Linked DNA regions of Homo sapiens: all the other regions are linked to region 1. The links are chromatin contacts, found by Hi-C or POLR2A ChIA-PET in ENCODE. All regions are on one chromosome and are shown on one strand. Each heading gives the region's core, a stretch centred on a gene start or an enhancer-like site at or near the end of the contact. The rest is flanking DNA. Distances are from core to core; before and after follow the strand shown. Region 1 holds the start of CHERP (calcium homeostasis endoplasmic reticulum protein). Region 2 holds the start of HSH2D (hematopoietic SH2 domain containing). Region 3 overlaps AP1M1 (adaptor related protein complex 1 subunit mu 1).

What was found. Hi-C counts contacts between places; a loop is a spot of excess contacts on that map. ChIA-PET counts read pairs that join two places held with the same protein, here RNA polymerase II (POLR2A). Pooled maps may share reads with other maps.
Region 2: a pooled map shows a loop between it and region 1 (5-fold over the local background). The contact joins the promoter of HSH2D here to the promoter of CHERP in region 1. A Hi-C loop is called at or near these places in 2 of 37 single-sample maps with no recorded cell type and 3 of 50 pooled maps. POLR2A ChIA-PET finds 5 or more read pairs at or near these places in 4 of 52 experiments (AG04450, activated B cell, activated naive CD4-positive, alpha-beta T cell and 1 more).
Region 3: a loop to region 1 is called in a pooled map, with 3 times the contacts of the local background. The contact joins the enhancer-like site here to the promoter of CHERP in region 1. A Hi-C loop is called at or near these places in 3 of 50 pooled maps. POLR2A ChIA-PET finds 5 or more read pairs at or near these places in 6 of 52 experiments (K562, WTC11, activated B cell and 3 more).

The regions. Positions count from the first base shown.
Region 1 is chr19:16,540,090-16,544,475 of GRCh38, reverse strand. CHERP (calcium homeostasis endoplasmic reticulum protein) reads left to right here and starts at 2,039. Exons shown (of 17, transcript NM_006387.6): 1 at 2,039-2,122; 2 at 2,433-2,606. The coding sequence starts at 2,098. RefSeq lists silencers at 2,138-2,327, 2,338-2,407.
Region 2 is chr19:16,140,549-16,144,934 of GRCh38, reverse strand. It overlaps HSH2D (hematopoietic SH2 domain containing), which reads right to left and starts at 1,250. Exons shown (of 6, transcript NM_001382417.1): 1 at 1,161-1,250. RefSeq lists enhancers at 848-897, 908-987, 1,128-1,387, 1,468-1,627, 1,115-1,809 and 2 more.
Region 3 is chr19:16,245,668-16,250,053 of GRCh38, reverse strand. AP1M1 (adaptor related protein complex 1 subunit mu 1) reads right to left here. Exons shown (of 12, transcript NM_032493.4): 12 at 4,148-4,386. Among named protein-coding and RNA genes, the nearest start is that of AP1M1, 50 kb to the right of the region's middle. Within about 2 kb of position 2,298, at least 2 of the 41 ENCODE cell types and tissues checked have a DNase peak (open chromatin) inside an H3K27ac peak, as active enhancers do.

The DNA of each region.
Region 1 (4,386 bases), core at 790-3,289:
AGTAGAGATGGGATTTCTCCATGTTGGCCAGGCTGGTCTCGAACTCCTGACCTCAGGTGATCTGCGTGCCTTGGCCTCCCAAGGTGCTGGAATTACAGGCATGAGCCACTGAGCCTGGCCTTTCTTCCTCTTTTTATTTTATTTTATTTATTTTATTTATTTTTTTTTTTTGAGATGGAGTCTCACTCTGTCGCCCAGGCTGGAGTGCAGTGGTGCAATCTCAGCTCACTGCAAGCTCCAAACCAGTCCCACTCCCATGATAACCTATTTATCCATTAACACATGAATGGCACGACCTCATAACCCAATCACCTCTTAAAGGCTCCACCTCTTAATACTGTTTCACTGGGGATTAGGAACAAACATTCAAACTGTAGCAACTTGTATTTAAGAAACTACTCAGTTATCATATTTTGATTTTCACCAACAAAAATTTTATGAACTTTTCTTTCTGGTTATAGAAATACCTAAATAAGGCTGGGTAGGGTGGCTCACACCTGTAATCCCAGCAGTCTGGGAGGCCAAGGCAGGCAGATCATGTGAGGTCAGGAGTTCAAGACCAGCATGGCCAACCTGGTGAAACCCCATCTCTACTAAAAATGCAAAAATTAGCCGGGCGTGGTGGTGCGCACCTGTAGTCCCAGCTCCCCTGGAGGCTGAGGCAGGAGAATTGCTTGAGCACGGGAGGCAGAGGTTGCAGTGAACCGAGATCACACCACTGCACTCCAGCTTGGGCGAGAGAGAGCAAGACTGTGTCTCAAAAAAAAAAAAAAACCAAACAATTAAGATCCTCGATCTTCATGAGAAAATATGAACTAGAGGACATTTAGAAAAAAAAAAATCCTTGATCTTGCCTCCTGACCTGCAGAGTCTAAAATATTTGCTTTCTGTCCCTTTTATACAAAAAGTTTTGTTGATTCCTAGCCTACAGCAACACTTGATGTAGAGTTGTCAATCCATAAGCATCTGGTGGAAAAATGCTGTTAACAATAAAAATGAAACTAATCTAAAATACATGTGCATTTATTTGCACAGAAAAAAACAGGCTGGGTAAAGTAGCTCATGCCTATAATCCTAGCACTTTGGGAGGCCGAGGCGGGAGGATTACTTGAGCACAGGAGTTCAGGGCTAGTGAGCTATGATCATGACACTGCACTCCAGCGTGGGCCACAGAGCAAGACCTTGTCTCAAGAAAAAAGAAAAAAAAAAACGGATAAAGGAAAAAAAAGCGGCGGGGGCGGGGGGCAGGTATAGCCAACTAAGCATTAACCATCTCAAGAGGATCAGTTTATATCGGACGTCCACAGCAGAAATTTGCTGCTTCTGGCTATCTTTTCCCCACAATTAGCAAGGGTTAGCTTCATTATTTTAGAGGCAACCCAACTGCAGCTTTTAGAAAGGCGCTGTGCCCTCTAGGCCAGCAATTTGAGGGCATGGGTTGGGGGGTACCCCGCCCCAGTCTTCCTGACCAAAGAGTGGAGCGGAAGAAAGCCAGGAGGAGGATGTTTTGAACCTAAATACGTCCAGCTGCAATCCCAGTCAAGCTCGTCGCCCCCAGTTCTGCTCCACCTCCGGTCTGGCCGGGGAGAATGTGACAGTCGCCGCAGCCCGGGATCCACCCGGACGCACCTCACCTCGCAGTCTCCTCACTGTGCCCGCGAAAGGAAAGAGACCCTGGCCCAGGCACGAAGTCCCCAGGCCCCTGGTCGCCCGGAGGTAGCAACCAGCCAGCCCATCGGGCTGCGACGCCGACCAAGGGGCACGCCCCGCGCCCCCCGGTCTCGACTAACACCCACCCGCGCCGTTCCAGCCTTTCCGCGGCGCCGCGCGACGGGGACCCACTCTGCGAAAGTGTCAGGAAACTTCTGCGCGTGCGCGTCGCTAGCCCCTCCCGCGCGCCAGGCATCGCGCGGCTTCTTCCCGCCTGCCTCCCGCTCTCACTTCCGGAGTTTCCCAGCGACGGCCGTAAGTGGCGGGCGGAAGCGGCCCTAGAAGCCCGCCGTAAACGGCTCCCTCGCGCCACTTCCGGCCGGCTTCCGCAGACGGCGCTGGTGGTCGATCGTGTGGCGCCGGAGGACGTTCCCCGCGGCCGGAGCCATGGAGATGCCGCTGCCCCCCGATGGTGAGACCCAAACCGGCCGAGAGACCGTTTCTCTCTCCCCGGAACCTCCTATTGGCCGGCCCCGCCTCCCGGAGTCCCCGGGTCTGGGAGGGGGCGGGGCTCGGCCTCGCGGCTTCGCCTGCGGCCTCTCCCGTGGGTCCCCGCATTCCCGGCGAGCGTGTGGCCCCTATCGGGACCCGTACAAGGGCGGCCTCTTCGGGGCCCACCCCCTTGGGGTCCCCGGCAAGGCGGACGGGGGCTGGGGCGCCGAGTCCCCCGGCTTTGGGCGGTCCTCGCTGACGCCCCGCGTGGCCTTTTCTCCGTCCTCCAGACCAGGAGCTTCGAAATGTCATCGACAAGCTCGCCCAGTTCGTGGCTCGCAATGGGCCCGAGTTTGAGAAGATGACTATGGAGAAGCAGAAGGACAACCCCAAATTCTCGTTTCTTTTCGGAGGCGAATTCTACAGTTACTACAAGTGCAAGCTGGCGCTGGAGCAGCAGCAGCGTGAGTCCCCTCCGGCACTCAGGCCGTCCCATCGAGCGCTTCCTTTCTCGGATTCCAGTCCGGGCTCTGCCACAAACCTCTTTCTTTCGGGTCGTTTATTCTTTGAAGTGGAGCAGCTCGGTCCACACGATCCCTGTTCCGCTGTTCCCACGGCCCTGCACAGAGCGGCTGCTGGGTGCCACTGTAATGGAGAACAACGAGGTTTTCGATCCTCCCCCCTGGGCTCTGGATCAGGGATTTTGCTGTTGTTTTGCAGACTGATGACGGAGATTAGCAGGAGTAGCGTGATTGTTTTAGTGTTTTCTAGGGAGGAAGTGATAGAGGCCGGATGGGAGTCCATGGGACAGGCACTGTCCAGCCCCCTTTGCCGTCTCCCTGTGGGTCCAGCAAGGTTTTGTGCATTTCAGATGCCTGCAGCAGAAATCAAAAAGAATTATCCCTCTGAGTTTTAGTTATTGGCAAGTGTTTATCAATGTTCGTTCATTTAGGCAACAGGATTCCAGTCCTGCTCTAAAGAAGTTTAAAGTTAGGAAGCAGAGCTGGCCTTTGAATAATGGATAGTCACCAGGTGGTGCGGCTGCTCAGGGCAGGTATCACATCTGTCACGTTCAGTACCCAACCCCGTCTCTAGATTGTTTAAATGAATAACTAGGAGTTTGCCAGGTAGATGGACATTGAGAGGTGGTTGTCCGCTGTTTGATCGAACGCCAATTGTGTGTTATGTATTAAGGTACAATGACCCAAACAAGGTCTGTTTGGCTTCGGCGAGCGTGTAGTTCAGGGGACTACACGCTCGTCTTGTATTAAGGTACAAGGTCATTGTCCCTTAATACATAACACACAGTTGGTGTTCGATTAAACAGCTTGAAAGGAGGCCTGTTGCAGTGGCTCATACTGTAATCACAGCACTTTGGGAGTCCAAGGCGGGCAGATCACTTGAGGTTAGGAGTCTGAGACCAGCCTGGCCAACATAGTGAAACCCTGTTTCTACGAAAAATACAAAAATTAGCCGGGTGTGGTGGCCCGCGCCTGTAGTCCCAGCTACTTGGGAGGCTGAGGCGGGAGAATCGCTTGAACCCGGGAGGTGGAGGTTGCGGTAAGCCAAGACCACGCCATTGCACTGCAGTCTGAGTGACAGAGTAAGACTCCATCTCAAAAAAAAAAAAGAAAGAAAGAAAAAGAAAAGGCTTGAAAGGAGGCCAGGCGTAGTGGCTGACGCCTGTAATCCCAGCACTTTGGGAGGCTGAAGCGGGCAGATCACTTGAGGTTAGGAGTCTGAGAACAGCCTGGCTAACATAGTGAAACCCTATCTCTACTAAAATTACAAAACTTAGTCAGGTGTGGTGGCACACACCTGTAGTCCCAGCTACTGGAGAGGCTGAGGCAGAAGAATCGCTTGAACCTGGGAGCTGGAGGTTGCATTGAGCCGAGACCACACCATTGCGCTCCAGCCTGGGTGACAGAATGAGACTCCATCTAAAAAAAAAAAGCAGCTTGAAAGGAGGCCAGGCCCAGTGGCTTGTGCCTGTAATCCCAGCACTTTAGGAGGCTGAGTCAGGCGGATCACTTGAGGTCAGGAGTTCGAGACCAGCCTGGCCAACATGGTGAAACCCCATCTCTACTAAAAATACAAAAAAAATTAGCCAGGCATGGTGGTGGGCACCTGTAGTCCCAGCTACCCGGGAGGCTGAGGCAGGAGAATCGCTTGAACCTGGGAGGTGGAGGTTGCAGTGAGCCAAGATCGTGCCACTGCACTCTAGCCTGGGAGACAGCGAAACTC
Region 2 (4,386 bases), core at 1-2,500, 400 kb after region 1:
AGATCACGAGGTCAGGAGATTGAGACCATCCTGGCTAACATGGTGAAACCCCGTCTCTACTAAAAATACGAAAAATTAGCTGGGTGTGGTGGCGGGCGCCTGTAGTCTCAGCTACTTGGGAGGCTGAGGCAGGAGAATGGCGTGAACTCGGGAGGCAGAGCTTGCAGTGAGCTGAGATCGAGCCACTGCACTCCAGCCTGGGCGACAGAGCAAGACTCCGTCTCAAAAAAAAAAAAAAAAAAAAAAAAGAGCCTAGAATTCGACCCAGATGGCCTGGGTTCAAACCCTAGCTCGCCCACTTAGCCGCTGTGTGACCTCAGATAAGTCACTTAATGGCTCTCTGTCCCTGTATTTCTGTCTTTAATTTGGGAATAATGATATTTACCTAGGAAAGTTTAGCTAGCACTGTGTATATATAGAGATATATATACAATATTCATGAATCCAGTTGTGACCTATCATGGGGTAATGTTTACAGGCTTATTCTTTTTTTTTACTTGGAAGAGCTCCTATTTATCCTTCAAAACCCAGTAAAAATGTCCCCTCCTCCAGGCAGCTTTCCTGCATCTCCCCCCAGACAACACCCTGGCACCCCTCTCTGTCCCCAACGTTCCCCCCTGTTCCTCTCTCTGGTCCAGCCATGACTCCATGGAGCTAGAGTGTCTTTATCTTGCTCTGTCTCCACCAGCCTGAGGGCCTCCTAGGGATCAGGGCTTAGGGCTAGGTTCCTGTGTTGTTGTTTTTTTCTGTGTCCTGGTGCTGGCCTGGCACAGAGGAGGGTGCAAGGGTCTTTGCTGGTGAACAGCTATCTAGTGATGAAAGACCGCATGCTCAAATTCAAGCTCCTGACCCTGGCCTGGGAGCCTCCTCTACTTCCCCGCTACCCACATTCTAGACCTAAAGACATCCTTGCTCTCTCTCTCTTGCCTCTCCATACCTTTGCTCATGCTGTTGTCTTGCCAAGACCCCCTTTTCCCTAACTCCAGCTCCATTTTCCATTTGTGGTCACCACAAATACCCCCTCCTCCACGAAGCTCTCCCCCATGCCCCTAGAAAATCCCTCCTGCCACCCCAGGCCCCACTAGCCCTGTCCCTCCTTCTGGCCTAGCCCAGCCCCCACGTTCTGTCTCCTCGAGGGCTGAGGCTCTTGGGTCACATACCTGGGAGACCCTTGGATGGCCGAGGCCCTCGCTGTAGCTGTGCCAGTGCCTGCAGGAGCCTGGGTTTCGATTCAAGGTCTGCACGTCAATGGGGCGGGGCTGGCTGCCCCGAGGCAGTTCCTGTTTCCTCAAGCAGGTGAGCCCTGGGGGCGGAACAAGGACAGCTCAAGTCACCCTGTCTGCAGTCCAACAAAGCATCTGGTGCCACAGGTGCAGAGACAGCTTGCTCCTGTCTTGCCCCCAGCAAGTTGTTATTGAGCACCTACTGTGTGCCTGCTGTTTGGAGGACACAGGGGTGACACGGAGACAGGTGCAGGCCCCCTGACTCCTGGCATCTATAATCTATCAAGCAGTGAAGAGGAGTGAGACATCATTACAAAGGGAGAACGGGGAACGGGTGCGGTGGCTCACACCTGCAATCCCAGCACTTTGACAGGCTGAGGCAGGCGGATCACTTGAGGTCAGGAGTTTGAGACCAGCCTGGCAAACATGGCAAAACCCCGTCTCTATTAAAATACGAAAATCAGCCGGGTGTGGCGGCGCACGCCTGTAATCCCAGCTACTCAGGAGGCTGAGGCACAAGAATTGCTTGAACCCGGGAGGCGGAGGTTGCAGTGAGCAGAGATCGCACCATTGCACTCCAGCCTGGGCAACGGAGTGAGACTCCTTCTCAAAACAAAAACAAAAGCAACAAAGGGGGAACAGAAACTGGGCGCGGTGGCTCACGCCTGTAATCCCAGCACTTTGGGAGGCCGAGGCGGGTGGATCATTTGAGGCCAGGAGTTTGAGACCAGGCTGGCCAACATGGTAAAACCCTGTCTCTACTAAAAATACAAAAATTAGGCGTGGTGGCGGGTGCCTGTAATCCCAGCTACTCAGGAGGCTGATGCAAGAGAATCGCTTGGACCAGGGACGCAGAGGCTGCAGTGAGCCGAGATCACGCCACTGCACTTTAGCCTGGATGACAGAGGGAAATTCTGTCCCCCGCAAAACAAACAAACAAAAAAACACCAGCTGGGTGCGGTGGCTCATGCCTGTAATCCCAGCACTTTGGGAGGCCAAGGTGGGCAGATCATTTGAGGTCAGGAGTTCGCGACCAGCCTGACCAACATGGAGAAATCCCGTCTCTACTAAAACTGCAAAATTAGCCCGGCGTGGTGACACATGCCTGTAATCCCAGCTATTTGGGAGGCTGAGGCAGGAGAATCGCTTGAACCCGGGAGGTGGAGGTTGCGGTTTGCTGAGATCTCACCACTGCACTCCAGCCTGGGCAGCGAGAGTGTAACTCCGTCTCAAACAAAACAAAACCAACGAAAACCAAACAAAACAAAACAAAAAAACAAAAAACCCCAAACAAACAAAAAAATCCAAAGGGGAAACAGGAAGTGGGAACAGCAGTTGCACAAACCCACAGAGGTGACCTAACTGACGTGAAGGAAGGGGCATTTGAGGGTGAGAAGGAATCATCTTGATTTGGGGAGTGCGTAGTGCAGAAAGAGTATATTTTTTTGTAGAGATGGGGTCTTGCTATATTGCCCAGGCTGGGGGAGGGAAGAGCAGGCACAAAGGCCTTGAAACTGAATTGAGCCTGGACAGGCTGGGGTCTCATGGCACGCATAGGTCCACACCAGGACTTCCTCCATTATAAAATATTTTAAAATATTTTTATTAATTGACTAACCTATTTTAGAGACAGAGTTTCACTCTGTCACTCAGGCTGGAGTGCAGTGGTATGATCATAGCTCACTGCAGTCTTGAACTGCTGGACTCAAGTGATCCTCCTGCCTCAGGCTCCCAAGTAGCTGGGACTACAGGCACACACCACCACACCTGACTAATTAAAAAAATATTTTTTTTGGAGATGGGATCTTGCTGTGTTGCCCAGGCTGGTCTCAAACTCCTGGGGCTCAAGCGATCCGCCCACCTTGGTTCAAGTGACTCTCCTGCCTCAGCCTCCTGAGTAGCTGGGATTAGAGGTGCCCACCAACACGCCTGGCTAATGTTTGTATTTTTAGTAGAGACAAGGTTTCACTATGTTGGCCAGGCTGGTCTCAAACTCCTGACCTCAGGTGATCCACCCGCCTCAGCCTCCCAAAGTGCTGGGATTACAGGTGTGGGCCGCCGTGCCAGCTTAAAATTCTATTTTACAACTGTGTTGGCATTAAGACCGATGTGGTCCAGGCTGGATTCCTTATTGTATATTTATTATTAGGATGTTCAGTTTTTTTTCTTCTGATTTTAAATAAGCTGAAGCCCTTTGGGAAGTCCCACACAGCACTTGGGTCCTGGGTGCAGGCCCTGTGTGCCTAACAGATTGGCCAGCTCTGGCCGTGTGCTCGTACCCCAGGCAGACAAACAAAACTACTTCCTCCTCTCCTTTCAGGCAGAAAGGGCCCAGATCCTACTGGGGGCCTCCCCAAGGGCCTATTGCCCTGGCCCAGCTGGGCTAGATAACCCCAGGCTCACCCTGGGTGCCTCTCTCACCCCCCTGCTCCTCCTCGGCAACAGCAGCACCTCGTCTGCCCTCTGTGGTCAACAAGGTCTAAGCAGGAGACACGTGGAGCCCTGCTTCTCACTCACCTGCTGTGTGTCCTAAGGTGAGTTGCTCAGCCTCTCTGAGCCTCAGTTCTGCATCTGTGCAATGGGCATAATAGCCCTCCTTAATCATGTGAAGATGCTAGGAGAGGCAACTCTCCAGCACAGCACATGGAGATGAGTTGGGAGTGAGAGAATCAGGACTCTTTGTTGTGACTTAATTCAAGCAAGGCCTTTGTGTTTGCCTGGGGGAGACTCTGGCTTGGGCCTCAGACCTCATGGGCTGAGCTGCCTTGGGCAACTCACTTCACCTCTCTGTGGCTAATCTCTTTTTCTTCTTCTTTTTTTTTTGAGTAGGGTCCCCTCACTCTGTTGCCCAGGCTGGAGTGCAGTGGTGCAGTCTCAGCTCACCACAGCCTCTACTTCCTGGGCTCAAGTGATCCTCCCATCTCAGCCTCCTGAGTAGCTGGGACTACAGGAGCACCACCACCACGCCTGGCTAATTTTTGGATTTTTGAAGAGATGGGGTTTTGTCATGTTGCCAGGTTGGTCTCGTTCAAGTGATCCTCCCGCCTCAGCCTCCCAAAGTGTTAGGATTACAGGTGTCAGCTGCTGCATCTGGCCTTTTTATTTTTGAGATGATGTCTTGTTCTATCGCCCCGGCTGGAGTACAGTGGTGCGATCTTGGCTC
Region 3 (4,386 bases), core at 1,049-3,548, 290 kb after region 1:
TGAGTTATCCATGCAGTGGGATATTATGCACCCGTAAAAAGGAATGCAGCGCTGATCCATGCCGTGACAAGGGTGAACCTCAAAAACCTGATGTTGGCCGGGCATGGTGGCTCACACCTGTAATCCCAGCAGTTTGGGAGGCTGAGGCGGGCGGATCAGTTGAGGTCAGGAGTTCAAGACCAGCCTGGCCAATGTGGTGAAACCCCTTCTCTACTAAATATACGAAAAATTAGTCGGGTGTGGTGGCGGGAGCCTGTAATCCCAGCTACCTGGGAGGCTGAGGCAGGAGAATCGCTTGAACCCGGGAGGCAGAGGTTGCAGTGAGCTGAGATCGTGCCACTGCTCTCCAGCCTGGGCGACAGAGCGAGACTCCGTCTCAAAAAACAAACAAACAAACAAATAAATCCCCACAATGCTGAGTGAGAGAAGCCAGACACAAAAGGCCACGTAGTGTGAGATTCCATTGATATGAAATGCCTAGAACAGGCAAATCCATAGAGACATAAGGTAGATTGGTGTTACCTGGGGCTGGGGAAGAGGAATGAGGAGTGATTGCTGATGGGGACGGGGTTTCCTTTTGGGGTGATGGAAATGTTCTGGAATCAGACAGAGGTTGCACGACATTGCAAATGTCCTAAATGCCACTGAATTGTTCACTTTCAAATGGTTAACTGTAGCCGGGCACGGTGGCTCACACCTGTAAGCCCAGCACTTTGGGAGGCCGAGGCGGGAGGATCGCTTGAACCCAAGAGTTCAAGACCAGCCCTGGCAACCTAGTGACACCCTGTCTCTACCCAAAACTACAAAAATTAGCCAGGCATGGTGGCATGCGCCTGTTGTCCCAGCTACTCAGAGGTGGGAGGATCGCTTGAGCCCAGGAGGCCGAGGCTGCAGTGAGCTGTGATCGCACCACTGCACTCCAGCCTGGGTGACACAGTGAGACCCTGTCTCAAATAAAAAATAAAATAAAATAAAATGGTTAACCATGTGTTATGTGAATTTCACCTCAATTTCAATAAACAACAGCGCACTGGCCATATCAGGGTCTTTGTGTCATGTAAAAGAACCTCAGTGCTTAGAAAGAGCATCTGAGCAGTTCTTAATTGGTTGACAAGTGATCTTTTTCTTCTTTTAGAGACTCTTCTAACAAAATGGCATGAAGAGGCCCCCAGTGGACAGAGAAACAGGCCCAGAGAGGGCAAGGAGCCTGTTCAAGGTCACACAGCACGGGGAGCCAGGTTTGTGGGGCACAGCTTTGAACACGGGGCTTCCCTACCCACTCCAGGGGCAGGCCACTGGGCGTTTCCTCTTGTGGGGGGTAGTCTGAGTTTGTAGCCCCTGGATGAAGCTGGGTGGGCTCAGACTCAGTTCTCCATCTATTGAATAGGGAACTGGTGGGAAGTGGGTGAGGGGCACCCGCCTGCTGTCGTCCACACTGAGTCCCCAAGCCCCAGCACAGATGGCAGCTGGGGAGGATTCGTTGGGCAGCAATGGTGTGGCAGGACCTGCCGGGTTCTGGTGTACAGAGTCCAGCTCCAGCCTGTCTCTGAGCCTCAGTTTCCCCATGTGTGCAATGGGAGCTGCTGAACCCAGGCAGGGATTGGGCTGCCTGTGTGAGCTGAGGCTCCTCATGGACAGCAGGGTCAGTCTGAGCCTGGCTGCCCTGACTTGGTCCTCCCAGCCAGGCCAGGGACCCCAGCGTCCCCACCCACCCTCCATCTGTAGCTTCCCTGTCAATGTCCTGTGAGGAGGGGGAAGGAGTGTTTGACATTTCTGTGGCTTTTTTTTTTTGAGATAGAGTCTCACTCTGTTGCCCAGGCTGGAGTGCAGTGGCATGGTCTCGGCTCACTGTAACCTCTGCCTCCTGGGTTCAAGCGATTCTCCTGTCTCAGCTTCCTGAGTAGCTGGGATTACAGGCACCCACCACCATGCCCAGCTTTTTTTTTTTTTTTTTTTTTGACATTTTTAGTAAAGACAGGGTTTCACCATGTTGGCCAGGCTGGTCTTGAACTCCTGACCTCAAGTGATAAAGTGCTGGGATTACAGGCATGAGCCACCGCGCCCGTCCCCTGTGGCCTTTCTGAGCCTCAGTTTCCTCATCTTCACCATCAGGCTGCAGGGAGGACCCTCAGGAAGGATAGCAGTGGTGTTGGGGTCGCTGTGTTCAGAGAGGGCTGGAGTCTCCCTCTTCCCAGGCCTGTCCCGCACACCTCTCTCTGTGGCCTGGCCGGGTGGGTCTCCAAGCCGTGGTTTCTGACCCGTGGATGCCCCCTGGTGGTCACGGCTGGCAGAGCCTTGCATCCCCAGATCCCAGTCCCAGAGCAGTACTGCTCTGGACCCTAGAGACACAGCAGTGACAAATCAGATGGGGCGGGGGTGTCCTTGTGGAACTTCTAGGCAGACCAGGGGTGTGCCAGCAAAAGTGGAACAAATCACAGCTGCATGTTTCGACAAGCTGGAGTGGCTGGAGGGGAGGGGACACTTGAGTTGAGCAATGAATTTCAAGGAGGCAGCGGAGGCAAGGGTGCACCAGACAGAAGGCACTGGCAACTGCAAAGGTTCTGAGGTGAGAACAAGCTTGGGGCAAAGAGGCGCGAGTGGCAGGTGAAGAGGGAGGAAAGGCGAGAGTGGAAGCCAGAGGAGGACCAGCTGGACCCGGAGGACAAGGGAGCGGGGACTTTACTCTGAGGGCACTGGAGAGCCATGGGAGGATTTTGAGCAGGGGAGGGGAATGACCTGAATTACAATCTTTATTAAAAGATGGTCTTAGGCCATCACAGACATGCTGATGATGGCTCTATCTTTTATTATTTGGCCATAAATAATACATCATTTTGTTTCATGTAATTTTAAACTTTGCACACATAATGGGGACAACGTCCTTCAGCAAGTCACTCTTTTCCTTAGCATCATTTATTATTATTATTATTTTATCGTGTCTTGGCCTTTTGGCTAAGATCAAGTGTAGTTTTTTTTTTTTGAGACAGAGTCACTCTGTTGCCCAGGCTGGAGTGCAGTGGCGTGATCTCGGCTCACTGCAACCTCCGCCTCCCAGGTTCAAGCGATTCTCCTGCCTTAGCCTCCCGAGTAGCTGGGATTACACGTGCCTGCCACCATGCCCAACTAATTTTTTGTATTTTTAGTAGAGACGGGGTTTCATCATGTTGGCCACGCTGGTCTCAAACTCCTGACCTCAGGTGATCCAGCTGCCTCAGCCTCCCAAAGTGTTGGGATTACCGGCGTGAGCCACCTACACCCAGCCCCTAGCATTGTTCATACTGTTCTAGCTATTGTTTTTTTTTTTTGATAGGGTTTTATTCTAAATATTCTTTTATTTGGGGGTCCACTAGCCTGTATCGTGTTTTGTGAATTAGAAAAAGAAACCCCTTTCTCGCTATGTGGCTGGAACTCTAGGCCAGGGATCACAGCTTGGTGAGCAGAAGCTCTCTACCCTTGGGAAGTGAATACCTCACACAACCCTAGACATGTGTCCTGTTCTAATCGTTTTAATGTCTTTAAATCTATAGTAATGTCTCCCCCAACCCAATTCCAGTAACAGCTATGTGTGCTTTCTTTTCATGTTGATCAATTTCCCTAGCGGTTTTTCAATTTCATTCATTTTTTTTTAAATAAACTCACTTTGTTGATTTTCTTTATTGAGTGTTTCTTTTCCATTTTCTTTGTATCTACTCCCTATTATTTCCTTCTTTCTGTGCTCTTACATTTATTTTGTTGTTCTTTTTCTAACTTCTTGAGATGGAGGCTTAGATCATTATTTTAGCCTTTATATATGTATATATGTGTACACATTTAATATCTACTCATATATATTTCTTTCTTTTTGAGATGGAGTTTTGCTCTTGTTGCCCAGGCTAGAGTGAAATGGTGAGATCTTGGTTCACTGAAACCTCCGCCTCCCAGGTTCGAGTGATTCTCCTGCCTCAGCCTCCCGAGTAGCTGGGATTACAGGCACATGCCGCTGTGCCCGGCTAATTTTTGTATTTTTAGTAGAGATGGGGTTTCACGATGCTGACTTCAGGTGATCCACCTGGGCTGGCCTCCCAAAGCGCTGGGATTACAGGCTTGAGCCACCTCGCCCAGCCTAGAATTGTAACTCTCAAACATTCAAAGGAAAACAATGACTTTATTTTTATTTTTTAAATTATTTATTTATTTTAGCCCCCTGCCTTTTTAAATATAAGCTCTCATCATTCAAGCAATGACTTTTTTTAAAAGCCACAAACAATCTGTAATAAATCCAGAGAGGACATAAAAGAGAACATAGAAAGGACAAAAATAGAAAACAAAGTAAGACGGTAGATTTAAATTTATACTTAAATGTAATATCAGTTATTACATTAAATGTAAAGGGACTTAATGCTCCAG